Regions from separate parts of the Homo sapiens genome. Here region 2 is linked to region 1. A link is a contact called in ENCODE Hi-C or POLR2A ChIA-PET data. All regions are on one chromosome and are shown on one strand. The core of a region is the stretch at or near the end of the contact, and the rest is flanking DNA. Distances in the headings are between cores, read along the strand shown.

What was found. A loop is a pair of places that touch in the nucleus more often than their neighbours do. ChIA-PET counts read pairs that join two places held with the same protein, here RNA polymerase II (POLR2A).
Region 2: a map of endothelial cell of umbilical vein shows a loop between it and region 1 (10-fold over the local background). The contact joins two enhancer-like sites. A Hi-C loop is called at or near these places in 1 of 168 maps with a recorded cell type or tissue (endothelial cell of umbilical vein). POLR2A ChIA-PET finds 5 or more read pairs at or near these places in 2 of 52 experiments (CD4-positive, alpha-beta T cell and naive thymus-derived CD4-positive, alpha-beta T cell).

What each region holds. Positions count from the first base shown.
Region 1 is chr3:100,038,964-100,041,898 of GRCh38, forward strand. The region is part of intron 1 of CMSS1 (cms1 ribosomal small subunit homolog); the gene reads left to right. The region is part of intron 1 of FILIP1L (filamin A interacting protein 1 like); the gene reads right to left. LOC105374010 (a long non-coding RNA gene) reads left to right here. Exons shown (of 5, transcript NR_189163.1): 5 at 812-2,430. Among named protein-coding and RNA genes, the nearest start is that of FILIP1L, 74 kb to the right of the region's middle. Within about 2 kb of position 1,553, at least 16 of the 41 ENCODE cell types and tissues checked have a DNase peak (open chromatin) inside an H3K27ac peak, as active enhancers do; they include endothelial cell of umbilical vein, where a contact is called at or near this core.
Region 2 is chr3:100,123,063-100,125,997 of GRCh38, forward strand. All of the region lies in intron 1 of CMSS1 (cms1 ribosomal small subunit homolog), which reads left to right. Among named protein-coding and RNA genes, the nearest start is that of FILIP1L, 10 kb to the left of the region's middle. Within about 2 kb of position 1,539, at least 11 of the 41 ENCODE cell types and tissues checked have a DNase peak (open chromatin) inside an H3K27ac peak, as active enhancers do; they include endothelial cell of umbilical vein, where a contact is called at or near this core.

The DNA.
Region 1 (2,935 bases), core at 303-2,802:
AAAAATGCACACACAATATTGCTTGCCTAAGGAAATAAGAATTTTGTGTTGGGAGACAATAATTTTGCATTAATTCAGCAATAACAGATGTTGGAAAAACTCCTAAATTTAATGCTTATAAAAAGAATAGGAAATTATGCTTTCACCAGTGTTGTATTGGTATTGAAATTATCATCATCTAATAATAGTTCATCAAACACAGAGACATTCCCAGACCTTTCACTGTAGTGGTGAAAACCATTATGCATTTTATCTAATTCAGTTAGTCTGCTTTACTTATTAACTTGACCTCAAAAAACTGAGCAACCTTTTCTAAGTGTTCTTGATCACAGTAGTACAGCCTATGAAGTACATAAGAAGTACAGCCAAGACTCACCTGCTACAGGAATATCAAAGAGCAGATGAAATATAATCTATGATTATATTTCACAGTATGTAGTATAAAGATTTCACAGTATAAAGATTTCAGTGGAGTTCTACAAAAATACCAACTTGGTTTAATACTTAATGGAAAGGAAAACAGTAAAATTTATTTCAAATTAGATAGTGTAAGATTCAGTCTTATAATATGCGGGATACCAGGAGTACCTTGGAAAAGCCAGATACCAAATAAGATCTAGGAAATTTTTAGGAATCCAGAAGAATCTAGAAAAGCATTGTCCCTAGAGTTGATATTTCAGTATATCACCAAGTAATTTTTCATCCAAGATCTCAGTGCTTCCCTTAAATTAGATATTAAATGGCATGTGGTAATTCCCCCCAGTGGTTTTCTTCACAGTTAACGACTTTCTTCTTTTTTTTTTTTTTTGAGATGGAGTCTTGTTCTGTTGCCCAGGCTGGAGTGCAGTGGCATGATCTCGGCTCACTGCAACCTCCACCTCCCAGGTTCACACCATTCTCCTGCCTCAGCCTCCCGAGTAGCTGGGACTACAGACGCCCGCCACCATGCCCGGCTAATTTTTTGTATTTTTAGTAGAGATGGGGTTTCACTGTGTTAGCCAGGATGGTCTCGATCTCTTGACCTCATCATCCGCCCACCTTGGCCTTCCAAAATGCTGGGATTACAGGCATGAGCCACCGTGCCTGGCCTCATAGTTAACAACTTTCTTGATCTATCTACCTGCATTTTATAATTGGATACATGAATCAATCCAAGCTGTCTGAATATTTTTTTTTCTTCCTGCACCCACAAAAGCCAGTGAGAAGTAGGAACCTAAGACAATCTCTGGAACAGGTAACCATCTCTTACCACTTACAACATAAGATTAAACAAAGAGTTCTCTCTTGTGGCTTATTTGCATATTTCATTTGCATAATTCTCATCTAACTCCCTCTTTTAAAAAAAGTATTAATTATTCAAATAAATACTATTTATCCAGGCCATAAACAGTATATTAAAGTTCTCTCCCCGAGAATCATTTGTATAGTTCCAGATAATAGCATTCCATTTTAATATAGATGAGTACACAGATGTGACCGTGGTTTTAGAAACAGTTTAGGTAGCATCAAGAAACATCTGCACATTTTCCCAGCAGCCTGAGTAACTAGTAGTGATTTGTACAGACTTCTCTGCATCTGCTTTTTCCCCCCTTCCTTTTTTCAGCACATCTAGATGATTAATAGACTGAACAGGCCCTTATATATGCATTCTGACAGCCTTTAGGACGGTCTTGGTTGACAATACACACATAAGCCAGTGTTGTTATCATGAAACACTTCATTTGAATGACTATTACAGGCTGAACAGGATGTCCTATGCCAAGAGGTTGTGACATTTTGAGAGGGTGGTGCTGGGAGCCATGTGGGACTCTTTTCCCATCACAGCCAAGTTGACATTTTCTCAGGTTGTAGGATCATTAGGGCTGCAAAGGGAGAAACTTTGTCAGTGGCTGGGTAGATGTCCCTTGAGCCTGGATTATGCATTTGAAAAAATGGTTTCTTTGCCTTAGGGAAGAGAGTCTCATTTTAAAAAGAAAAAGGTTTTTATAACGAGTTCATGTATTCCACTATGAATTTTGCTGAAAAATCTGTCCTGAAGTATGTCTTTGCTGCCAAATCCCACGCTTTACAGTTAACCAAAGTTGACTCTGTATGACCTGTTACATTTTCCTTAGACAGTTGGATGTGATCACAGAAGGGTGACTGCCAAAGTTTTATTTCAGCTCAGATATAGCTAAATGCAAGAAATCACTTCCTGACACCTTTCTTCTGCCTGCCCCACCCTAAATCACCATTTTTCAAACAAGCTATGGAATCTACAAAATGGCCTACCTGTGTTCCAAGTTAATTTTGAGAATGGCTTTTTATGGCTGGTTTGTAATCTCTTTAGAAAAGCAAAATTATGATGGAAACTCTATGACATCCTAAGCTGTAAGCACTTGAAGATGAATGTAACTTCAGGTCTGTGAAGCTAAATATTTACCTTCCACATGATTTACTGCGTCTTTGTTCCTTTCCACACTGAGCTTTTTCTTTATGTGCATCCCTTCATCTCCAAGCTACTTTTTAGTAGCCCTGTTATATCAGTGTTTTGTGATGTTACAAAAAAGCAAAGAATGTGAGGTCAAATTTTCCATTACACACTTCAACAGGAATGCCAGGGAACTTAGCCAAACTAAGGCTACAAAAAAAATAAAAATAAAAATTACAGGAAAGATGATTCATTAATCAACAATTGCCTTACCAAGAAAATAGAATTACTTGTATGTATTTGGTTTGGGGAAGGGGGATAAGTGCAGATATCCTGGCTATGAGTGAAATGGAGGTATTTTATGTCTATGTAGCATGGTTTTAGACCTACCAGAGATCTTTTAAACAGTAAAATTCAGGAGAAAGGATAACTCATGTTGTGCCTTGATTTATCTCACCTTTTTCTTCTTTCAACATGAAAGTATATCACATGCTGACCCCAACTACAATTTGATTTAAAAAAATA
Region 2 (2,935 bases), core at 289-2,788, 84 kb after region 1:
CTATGGGAAGGATCAAATAAAAACAAGGTAACAAATCAGATGATAAGTACATCTTGTGATAGTGCTGTAATAGAAAGGAAGAGAAAATCATGACAGAGAACTGGGGGAGTGAGCGAACCTCAGATGTCAGAGGAGACCTCTCTCTGAAGAGGCCATTTAACCTGAGATGGGAGTGATGTGAAGGAGCTAGAGGAGGAAGCGTTCAGGTCTGAGAACAATAGGTGTGAAGGCTCCGGGGCAAGAAAGGAGTTTCCATGTTCTAGGCACTCCAGGAGGTCAGCATGGCTGGGGTATTGTGAGCCAAAGAGGAGGCAGTGGGATTGAAGGAGGAATTAGGGTCCCAGTTAGGGGAGCCCTGGGGGTGGTGCTAGGGAGTGTGAGTGTTATTTTAAGTATAAAAGCAGACTGCTGCGATGTTTTAACCTGGAAGTTTACATGATCCTATTTACCTTTTGGAAAGATCTTTTTGGCTCTCGTATGGAGAATGGAAGGGTCGAAGTGGTTGCTGGGGGTCCAAATACTGCCTGAACAGGGTACTCCCAGGCCGTGCGCTGGGTAGACCCAAGGAAAATGACCTGGGAATTCATGGACTGTAGGCAGCCTATCATTAATTTTCCTTCACACGGCTCTTCCTCTAAAGGCCAAAAGCATTTCTCTCTGCCTGATGATTAACAGAAGAAAAGGTGTCAGAAGTGCTGTCTTTCAGGTGGTCCAGTAAGGTAGGTCCCGGCCCTAACGCTTTGTACAATGTCCTAGATCTGCTATCATTTTCACTTTGCAGGTTGGTTAAATTCATGCCAACTTCCCAGTGTTCTTCACCTTTGTTCCTGGTACAAATAAGGTATTCAATAAATATTCATTACATTAACTTCACTTGGATTTCTAGTGGTCTGGGTAGAGAGGGAGAATTAGAGATAGCACTGGGGTCCTCTTTACCTCCTATGTGGAGAGGATATATTTGTCAGGTGGTTACCATGGCTCTTAAAGTATTACTATTTTCAGTCTATGACAGATACAGTTCAGAGCTGAAAAACATGACTCTCCGCTAGAATAAAAGGTGCTGTATACATACAAAAAGTTTTTTAAGAGCATCTGGTTAGAGTTTAATGTGGCTGAAAACATTCCTATTTTTTTTTTCCTGTTTCAGTTACTCAATTTTGGCTAAAAGTGTGCTTTGGAGATTTTCCAAAATAAAAATTCTGAGGTGAGAGATATTTCAACCCCAACAATAACTTGAAAATTGGAAGTTGGAATAGGAACGCTGTCACCAGCACTATGATGATTCAATTACATGTGAGAAGTCTAGTTTCTGACCATTCAACTGCACACTTCAGCTACAGGCATCAGTGTTTCCCTTGTTTTCTTTCACAGTGAGTAGATTTAGGGGCAGAAATGAGAATGATGAGAGAAAGCAAGAGGCTGAGGAGTACAGGCCTTTCCATTGGCCCCCAGGTCACAGCTGGTGACCCTGACCTTCTCAGCAGCCTCATGTGATTAGGAGCCTGCAGCAAACCAGTCACGGGGTAGGTCCTGGTTCCCTCCCTGTCCTCGCAGTCCTCACCACCCAGCACCAATAGCCTTGCTTGAACATCAAGGACATCCTAGAGGAGGAAATACATCCCCAAATGGCAAAAGGCCACCTGGGCCCGTGTGAGAAAGCAGGGGACAGCACTCCTCAGCGAGGTAGTAAACACAAGGCTCTGGGGACAGGACCTGGCACTATATGCTGTCTAGTAGCAGCAGCAGTTGCTGCTGCTGCTCTTTATTATTGATGTCAATGGTTTATAAATTGATGAGATGTATATGCGTTCACATGTCAGGTACTAACTCTCAGATCCCCGTTTTCAGTCTGTACCTCATCCCCACCAGCCATTCCTGCACAATCCCTCAGGCACTGCTTGACGCTTCCCTTTGAGTAAGGGCTGTTTATTCTCTGTATTTTAGAGCTGCCCCTGTTCACAGTACTTGCATTATTCCAATATCTCCATTCGGCAATTGCCATTTCTTCTTAGTGCCACTCCAAATCTCTTTATTGGGAGAGGTCAGTCTTCGGAAGTGAAAGAAATATATAAATGCACCATTCTAGCCACACCATTTATTCCCTGGCTTCCTCCTCTTTCCCATAGGGAGGGTGGTTTTGTTATCATGTTACTCTAGTGCTTCTCATGACGGAACATAACTCAATTTCTTCAGTCATCTTTTGCACTTCACTGAAGAGCTCTGTGATCTCAGGTGCTTCGTTTTGCTGGAAAGGGAAGAGCGGGACACATCTGATCCCTCACTTAGAAAAGCAGGAAATAATCATTTTAGTTAGGGGCCTGGGAGACACATCTGTTTGCAAAAGGAAGGAGTTGCTGTTTCTCTGGCTGTCTGCTTCCTTCCATCTGTCCCAAGCCCACCCTTGGAAGTTATAGCTGAGCAACTCTCAGTGAAATAAATGTTGTAACGGGTCAAGTAATTAGCAGGCAGAATTATGATTGGGCTGTAACCTAACTCTAATCGCTGACCTCAGATAATTAATTTCATATGACATAACACCTTAGCTGTGTGCTGGCTTAAAAGTTTCCACTTGTCTCTCTCTTTTAGCTAGATTGCATTTTCTATTTCTGGATTTGTCCTGTTGATGAGTCAGGTGGCCCCAGACTCTTCCTGTGGATGAAAGGGGCATCCTGACTTGGACATATTTTCTACATATGTAAATTACAAAAAGGAAAAACTCTGTGTCCTTTTTTTGGCATAAAAGTAAGGGAAACTGGAGGGTTGAGTGAGGAAGGTATAAACTAGCCAGTGTAAATAAACTCTAGCCCTAGGGCATGAATGCAGCAAGATGTACAACAGAGAAAATGGTGCTCTGGAACAATGCTTTTCTATATTAAAAACAGCCATTATAAGGAACTTGTGGTATAAAGGGTCATGTTAATATTTGCCACCAAGT